Regions from separate parts of the Homo sapiens genome. Here region 1 is linked to region 2. Evidence: chromatin contacts called from ENCODE Hi-C or POLR2A ChIA-PET data. All regions are on one chromosome and are shown on one strand. The core of a region is the stretch at or near the end of the contact, and the rest is flanking DNA. Distances in the headings are between cores, read along the strand shown.

Region 1 (4,305 bases), core at 1,193-3,692, 100 kb before region 2:
GAAAACCATCAACATTGACTTAAAAAGGATGTGGACCTCTGTTGCTTAACTTTCAGAACTGTTTATAATTTCTTTCTCTTCTTGAACCCACATTTCCATTGTACTTCTCCCATGGAATTTTATCCCGTTGCAATATCTTTATGCTTCAAGGCATTAATCAATCACTCAGTCCTGATTCTTTGCCACAGAAATATGCCCATAAATTGGAATTTCAAGCTTTTTAAACTTTCAGTAGCCATAGGGTACTAGGCATTAATTTTTATCTGGACTGATTTATTGCTATAATTGTTATTAGTTTACAATTCATCAAAACAACATAAATATATTTCAAATGTTGACATATAATTATTATATATAAAAGTAAACTGCTGTTGAAAATGTCTCTCTAGATATGGATTTATCTATAGGTGAATATTACTTATTGCTGGAGTAAGACAAGGTTCAGCTTCAATTCTATTCCTAGTTTTCATTTTTACACATGTAAGCTCTAAAAAAATTTTGTTCTATAAATAAATGGCAGGCACTTTGTTACAACAGTGACATCCAACTCTTTGAACTCTTTCCAAGGGATATTCCAAAAATCACCTAATAATCCCTCATCAAAAATTAAAAAAAATCCATCATCGGCCGGGCGCCGTGGCTCACGCCTGTAATCCCAGTACTTTGGGAGGCTGACGCAGGCAGATCACGAGGTCAGGAGATCGAGACCATCATGGCTAACATGGTGAAACCCCATCTCTACTAAAAATACAAAAAATTAGCCAGGTGTGGTGGTGGGTGCCTGTAGTCCCAGCTACTCGGGAGGCTGGGGCAGGAGAATGGCGTGAACCCAAGAGGCGGAGCTTGCAGTGAGCTGAGATCGCGCCACTGCACTCCAAGCTGGGTAACAGGGCGAGACTCCGTCTCAAAAAAAAAAAAAAGAAAAAAATCCATCATCAAAAATTGTTTTTAGTATTCTATCAGGTGACAACTCAATTAGCTTCTCCTTTAATTATAATAAAAGCCAATACACTCTCCCTAAAAAAGGAAACCATCTGATTTACAAAAGATTCAAAAGATTTGTTATTCAATCATTGGAGTCATTTAATTTTCCAACTTTGGGAAAAATAACCAAAAATGATGATTAATTATATCTATTTATTCTTACATTTAGGCATTTTGTTTCACCCACTGTTACCAGAAAGTGTTAGGGAAATCTAAATACTGTTAATTTCAATATGCCTTTGCCAATAGACTATTTTTGATAAAATGCTTTTACCTTATCAAGGGCTTTACATCTATTTTATTTGAGACATTGGAGCTGCTAATTTAGTTCATTTAATTTATGGAAAATGTCTGTCATCCTATGAACAAATTGATAAAGTCAATCCTCATTGTCTAACCAATCAGTGAAATTACTGAGGCTTTCTGTTAGAAACAATCCGCCCTCATTCCTCAATTCAAGTGAATGTGTTAAGATGTGTCTCTGAGACAGTATCTCACTTCAAAGAGTGCTGTGGGATAAAGCTTACAGACTTGCCACCCACTGCATGTGAGTTTCTCTCCTTGCTTGCTTTCTCTCTGGTGGCAAGTTCTCTGTCAATACTTAGGAGATAGAAGAGGAGAAACAACAGTTTAAAACAGTCTGAGCATCTAAGTTGGATTAAAAAACTCCATCTCTGAAGCTATGTTTTCCTTTAACAGAAATATGTGTGACTGCAAGTTTATGATGTTTTGATTAAACACCAATATGTCAAATTGCCCTTGGCTTGATGCTCTAGTCTTTATGTTCTGGGGCACCCACAAGAGGTGCACTTTTCTTTTGTAAGGAGGGAGAAGAGCAGTTGTGAATGGGAGGTTGGCAAAGGAGACCTGGTCCGTTCTCAGCAGGTCAGTATCTGTCAAAATTCTCAAGGAAGTTGCAGATCTGGAAATCTGTTTGCATTAACCCAACTCTAGAGTGCCTACGCCTGTGGAGGCCCACAGACTTTTGAGGAGAGGTACAAAGAGTTGGATTAACAAAAATATACTCCCAGATCCCCAACTTCCCTGGGAGTCTTGCCTGATACTGATGTTCCTCTTGCCTGAAAGAGTTCCTACCACCACCCAGAAGGTTAGCAAAGCAACCCTCCTTTCTATTCTATAGGGTTTATGAATGAGGACCAGAGGCTTCCAGACCCTTCCCTTCACCCCTACCCCAGACCTGCACCCTCTCCAACCACATGCTCAATGTTGGGAAGAGTCAGGTGCATGGTGCCTTTAAATATGAAACTTAGAATGCAAGTTAGGACCAACATGATTAAAATATTCTTTTTTTCTTTTTGAGACAGGGTCTTGCTCTGTTGCCCAGGCTGGAGTGCAGTGGTGCAATCATAGCTCACTGCAGCCTCGACCTCCTGGGCTCAAGCTATCCTCCCCACCTCAGCTTCCTGAGTAGCTGGGACCACAGGCATGCGCCGCCACCCTGGCTAATTTTTTTTTTTTTTTTTTGTAGAGATGAGGTCTTGTCATATTGCCCCTGCTGGTCTTGAACTCCTAGGCTCAAGCAATCCTCCCACTTCAACGTCTTAAAGTGCTGGGATTACTGGTGTGAGCCACTGCACCCAGCCTAAAATATGGTTCTGATTCTAGTAGACAATGAGTTTTCTGGAATAGTAGTGCAAATTTTAATCCAACCTAAAAAAATTCAAAATAATTATTAGTCAATATTCTAATTCACATTGTGGAGGAAAAACTTTTTGCTAGATTCACACGTCAGTAGTTTTATAAGCAGGCGTGAAAACACAGTAGTCAAGAAAAGGAAACCTCAATCAAGTAACAGCAGGAAGCCTTCACTCACTCCACCTCCAGTAGCCTTTAAAAACAGAAACAAGGGGCCGAGCGTGGTGGCTCATGCCTGTAATCCCAGCACTTTGGGAGACTGAGGCAGGTGGATAACTTGAGGTCGGGAGTTCAAGACCAGCCTGGTCAACATGATGAAACCCCATCTCTACTAAAACACAAAAATTAGCTGGGCATGGTGGTATGCACCTGTAATCCCAGCTACTTGGGAGGCTGAAGCAGGTGAATTGTTTGAACCCAGGAAGCAGAGGTTGCAGTGAGCCAAGATTGTGCCAATGCACTCCAGCCTGGGCTGCAGAGCAAAACTCCATCTGCAAAAATAAAAATTAAAAAAAAAAAAGAAAACAGAAACAAGCAACATATGACACACAAAATACACCTCTCCTCGAGCAAAGGCTAGAGCATTTTTCCAAGATGGGTTTTTCTTGAAGTTTGTTTCAGAGGGAGTAGAAAGGCCAGGAATCACCGCAGATGCACTTGAGCCCCACTGGGAAGGGAGACGGCCTTATCTCGAGCACTGGCTTGGAGGATGGGGGCTGGGAATATGTAGGAGGGAAAAGAAAAGAATGAGCTTGTCAAGTTTTGGTTGTCTCAGTGCTTCTGAAATAGGTGGAAATTATAGCTCAAGTCCCTTCACCATGGGAACATCTGGAATATAAGTACTTCTGTGCACATTAAGAGGACTATTTATAGTTTTCTACGAATGTTAGGGAAGGCAATTATGTAAAATACTACTATATTATTAGGTATCTGAAAAATACCAGGCTTGCAATAACTGTTTGCAAAGATCTAAAAGCGATTCAGACTTTCACAGATCTGTCTTCTCCAAGTCGGTAAGTACTGGTTTATTTTCCTGATGCAGCAACACCACTCAATTTGAGCTCAAGTCTCTGCTGACACCAACAAAGTGATGTCATCAGGCGTGTTCATCCTGCTGGAGTCCTGTTGGTGCTGGTTATACCACTTGAACTGAGGAAATGTAAGCCCACTTCTGGGATTATCTGGAAAATCCTCCAGCACAGAACTGTGGCTGTTTCATGACCAAGTGGAAGAGGCTACAGATTCCCACAAAGAACTACAGGCATGAGGAGCTTGCTCTTTAGACACTGAGGTGTCTTGATTATGAAGACCTTCTGAGGGTGGCTGGCAACTTTCTGACTTTTAAATATCTGTACCTCCTCAACACTGGCAGCTTTTCAATTATATGAGGTTGTCATGTTAGGTTTCAAAGCATATTTCTGTGGTTGTTACAGCCCATGAGCCTGGGGCAGCGATGGTCAAGACTCTGGTCGACACTTGGGAAAAGCCATTGAGATTTGGCCCTTTGATCGCTTTACTGGTTTTGGACAAGTTTTGTTTTAGTGTCTTCCAAGAATTGATGGGAGGTGGGAGGAAAGGCAGGTGAATGCTTTGATGCCTAGGCTTCAGGTGTCTCCATAGCACTTAACACCGGACGGCTGTGTGTGTGCACTCAGCACTTGGAGA
Region 2 (4,598 bases), core at 564-3,063:
AATTCTCTACACAGACCTGGCCACTCCAAAAAGCCAGTGGTGAGTCCAGAGGAGGGCAGCTGAAATGGGACAAACTAGGCTTCTAGAAGACAATGATGACTCTGGGAAGGGCAGGCCTGAATGTGGATTTTGGGACATTCATGAAGTCTTCATAGTACAGAAAGGATTAAGCTATAACCCTATTGTGAAGCCTTTAGGCTCATGACTCTTGAATCTCTTTTGAACCTCAAACCCTAGTTTGCGACCAAACAGATCTGCATATCCATCAGGTACATCAAACCCAACACAGCACAAAGGGAACTGATTACACCTTCCCAAAATCTGCCTCTAAGGGTCTAATCAGCCCCCTTGACAGCCCTCAGCCTATATCCTAGCAGAAAAACCGGGGTGATCCTCAACTCCTCCCTCTTCTTTTCCTATGGACACACCATCACTGTCATCTCCACCTTACAGAAGTCTCTTAGGATGTCTCCTCTTTCTGGTCTTACAGAAGCCACTTCTGTTCACCCCACTGCATGGCTTACCTAGACAGTGGCAAGAAGCTCCCAACCGATCTTCCCTCATCTTGCCCCATTCAGCTTCCCTCTGGAGTATTCCCAGGGTGTCTGCTAGACCCACAAAGCAGTTGCGTCCCTCTCTCTTATCCAAATGCCCTGAGTGGCTCCTGTTATCCACAGGGCGAGCTGGCCCTGACCCACGCTTCCAGACTCCCCTCTCCCCACACCCACTGCTTGCCTTGAACTCCATGTGATTACTGGCAGCATCAGCTGCAGCCTCGTTCCTCTACAGATCCTGGCTCACATGCATCCTCAGGCTGGGATGCCACTCTGCCTTTTGCACACCTCTCCACACTCAGCTCAAATACCACCTCCTCTGTGAAGCCTTTCTTGACCAAGCCCCCACCTCCCCATCATGCCCTTTTCTTATTCTGCCCCCTCAAGGCTCACCAGTGAACTCACTGCCACCTGTCTCTCTCCTCCTTGGGGGCACTGGCTACATTTTCTTCATCTTGGTTTTCCCAGGTTCTGATAGTGCCTGGCACCTTGTAAAAGCTGTGTGCATGTTTGCAGAATGAATGAGTAAACACATGGAAATTAAAACTATTTAAACAGGTCCATAAAGATTGTGTTATGCTCAAGGAAGATGGATTCATTACACATCTCAAAAGAACCTCAGGACCTTCTGGGACTGGAATGGCAACACCGTGTGGGGTAAGGAGCCTAGAACGTTCAGTTATGTTCTCAAGTCGTCACAGCTTCACCTTACCCAAGATATCTAACATCTCTGAGCCTCAACTTATTCATCTATAAGAATAAGAGGACGCTACAACATCAACCACAAAGGCTGGGGTGAGAACGACACGGGCTCATGATGCCAAACGTCTGGTGGAGGTCGGCACAGGGCGGGCAGAGGTGGCAAATGGCAGTGTCCTTTGTCCCCAATCAACAGAACTGAGCTGAACATGAGACTCTGAGAAAGGCTCGGGACAGCAGGGCCACAGCACGTCTCCTGGCCTCCAGGGACAGTCAACTTGAGGAGGCGACAAATCTCATTTGCAAAGGTGAGAAACTGTACAGCAAGTCAACAGTATCGGATGAGTCACGAGACAGGACGTGATTGATGTCGGGTGGGCGTGGAATGTGCTGTGCATTGCGTGGGGAGGGCCCTTAGTGGGGGTGAGCTTGGTGGGAAAAGGAGGGTCTCGGAGGGTCCAGCTGCTGGGGTGGAGGCCACAGGGGCCCAGGAGTGCAGGGTGGGCGCGGTAAAGAGACTGCCGTTGTTGCCTTTAGGCTGTTCTGCTGCTCTCTGCTTCCCCCTGTTGGCTTGGGAGGGAAGAGTAGGGCTGTTGGCTGAGACGGACGTTAGAGCGAGCAGGTGAGAAGAGGCTGGGAGGAACCGGCAATGCAGCGACCAGGAGCAGGTGGTGGAGCGGGGAAGAGAGAGGGAGGGCTGCTTGGCCAGATGCCAGGCACTCTGCCAATTGCAGGCCCTGCAGATCTTGCCCCGAGCTCAGGGTCACCTTGAACCCTCTCCTTTCTTTCTCCAGAGTGCTTGTCGCACCCTCTCCCTTCCTGGGGCCCTCACTCATGTTCTCCTTGGAGGTTAGAGGCCCATCCTCCCTCTCCCAGGACCCTTCCCCGCCTCCCCAGCCAGTGTGGGCCATTGGTGTGACCAAGGTGAGGGGCACTTGGTGTTCTTGGGACTCTTGTTCTTTTTCTTGCTTGAGGGCATTTCTCAAGTAAGACCAGAGATCATTTTAGCCCTGAGTGTCCCAGTTAATATTCATGAGGCTTGCTGAGAAGCCAAAAAAAAAAAAAAAAAAAGGCTTGGACGGCATCAGACGGGCTGGCAGGGGAGGGGGGTGTTCAAAGAGGAGAAGAAAGCAAGAGCCAACATAGAGTCTTGCCCAGCAATAGCATGGAAGGGAGTGGCAGCCCATTGTCCCTCAGGAAAATAAACTGCAAATAACTTTTCCCGTTTGTGTCAATCTAGTGCTTTCAACTTACAAACTATTAGTAGGCTTTAGAACTTAGATCAATTGACATTCTGGGTCAGGTAATTCTTTGTTGTGGGGAGGACGGGCTGCCCTGTGCACTGGAGGATGTTTAGCAGCTTCTCTGGCCTCTGCCCACGACATGCCAGCGGAAACCCTTGTCTAGTGTGAAAACCCGAAATGTCTCCAGGCCGTGCCAAATGTCCCCTGGAAGGCAAAGTCATCCCCATGGAGAACCACTGCCTTAGATTATTGTTAGGTGCTACCCAAATGCCCAACACCTGTACTGGCCCCTCCAGTCTCACCCTCATCTGAGCACTGCAAGAACGTCCCACCCTGGCGTCCACCTCCCCCGTCCACCTGATGTTTACGTAAACAGAAACAGAAGCTTCTTTCAGAAGCCAAGGAATCTCCTCCCAAGTCCAGACGTTGTGGGTTGGGGGTGGGGGTGCAGGAATGCCTCTAACTCTGCTCAGTAACTGCAACCCCATGGACTTCATAATGGCCAAGGGGACTCCACACCCAAAGCCCTCATTCCCCAATTTCCTGGGCAGCCAGGGATCCAGGTAGAAACGCTTGCCCAGGAGGCGTCTCTCTGGTGGAGGAGTAAACCTTGGAGAATTTGCCCTCCGTTTTCTTCCCTCGCTTTCTTCTCCATTTTCTCTCCCAGGAGCTAGCTGGTGAGTAGCTACCGCAGCTACTCATGTGAACATGAATCTGGGGCCACCCTTTTTCAAATTTCAACAGCAAGTCCTGGAACTAAACAAGAAAGCCTTTGCACAAATAAACAATTAAGTTAATTGTGGGTCTGACAAATATTTTGTTTTCCCGAGGAATTAAGTATGCATCTGGGGTTAGGCTTCTGGGCTGAGCCTCTTGTGTAAAAAACCAGAAGGCAAGAAACTGAAGGAATATGGTCAAAGTCCCTTATTTTAAAATCAAGGACACTGAGTCCCGGAGAGGTGAACTGCCTGTCAGCACGGAAAACAGGACCAGACATAATCATGGTACCTTGTTCCAAGTGAAGTTACCTAATGCTCCCTTCCCATCCAAACAAGGATTTGGGATATGCCGCCCAGGAGGGTGGTCCCAAAGGGGATCCTCAGAGGATGCATCACTAAGTATTTCTGTACCCCAGGAGGTGGCTTATTTCATGGAAACCCTTCACCTGGGGCTGTTCATAGAACCATGCACGCGGCAGTTGAAAAGGGGCACCTACGCCTTGCTCTGTGACATTGTTTTCAGTGAAAATTAGCGTTCGCTGTTTTCAGCGTTAACCTTAAACTCCAGCTGGCTTTATCTCCTCTCACTTATTATAATTGTAACGCAGTGCACTGTGTAAAGGTCACACCTGTGTTTATACGCCATATGCCATCAAAATACCATGAAGAGAACACTATGTGGTCTCTATCAGAAGATCAAAAGAGAAGGGGTGAGAAGCAGACCTTCCTCCTAATTCAGGGCCCTTCAGTCCTTCCCAAACACTGAAATAGGCCCATGTGCACCACTGCTCCCGCAGGAGTTTATGTCTAGGCCAAGTACGTGCTGTTTATTGACAGAGAAACAAATACCGCTCAGCACCTGTCCGGTTTCAGAGTGATGAGGGAGTTTCCAATCTGGATCTGAGAAAACTTTTACACTGTACCCAAACATTCTTTTTCTTTTCTTTTCTTCTTTTTTTTTTCTGAAGCCAAAATTAGAACAAAAACAAACATATACAGAGTTCGGCGTAGCAGGAAAAAGAAACTCAGCTCAAGACATTTCATAAGAAAAGCTCCAAGTCCATCTATACTCACCTGGCCTGGAACCCTGGGATTCATTTGATTGAGGAGGGTCACAAGCTGTACCCCAGAGGCTCGGGAGGCACCACTCGGTAGGAAGACCCTCCTGGTTTCTCAAGCTGGAGGAGCAGACTGAAAGGATGTTTGGGGAGTGAGGAAGTAATAGGGGAGTGGATGCAGAAGGTATTTTGTTGTCTAACCTAGTGGTTCCTTGAGGCGTATTAATGAGTAATATTCATGCACCTTCTCCTTCTGCCAAGGCAGAAATAACCTGGTACTTTTTACCTGGTGGCCGAGTGACCTGGCCCTACCAGGGACTTCAC

The links. A loop is a pair of places that touch in the nucleus more often than their neighbours do. ChIA-PET counts read pairs that join two places held with the same protein, here RNA polymerase II (POLR2A). Pooled maps may share reads with other maps.
Region 1: a pooled map shows a loop between it and region 2 (1.9-fold over the local background). The contact joins two enhancer-like sites. A Hi-C loop is called at or near these places in 1 of 168 maps with a recorded cell type or tissue (natural killer cell), 5 of 37 single-sample maps with no recorded cell type and 7 of 50 pooled maps. POLR2A ChIA-PET finds 5 or more read pairs at or near these places in 2 of 52 experiments (GM12878 and activated naive CD4-positive, alpha-beta T cell).

Annotation. Positions count from the first base shown.
Region 1 is chr18:63,048,394-63,052,698 of GRCh38, forward strand. No RefSeq gene overlaps it. Among named protein-coding and RNA genes, the nearest start is that of BCL2, 270 kb to the right of the region's middle. Within about 2 kb of position 2,443, at least 2 of the 41 ENCODE cell types and tissues checked have a DNase peak (open chromatin) inside an H3K27ac peak, as active enhancers do; they include natural killer cell, where a contact is called at or near this core.
Region 2 is chr18:63,153,783-63,158,380 of GRCh38, forward strand. The region is part of intron 2 of BCL2 (BCL2 apoptosis regulator); the gene reads right to left. Among named protein-coding and RNA genes, the nearest start is that of BCL2, 160 kb to the right of the region's middle. RefSeq lists enhancers at 1,303-1,452, 4,144-4,193. Within about 2 kb of position 1,814, at least 22 of the 41 ENCODE cell types and tissues checked have a DNase peak (open chromatin) inside an H3K27ac peak, as active enhancers do; they include natural killer cell, where a contact is called at or near this core.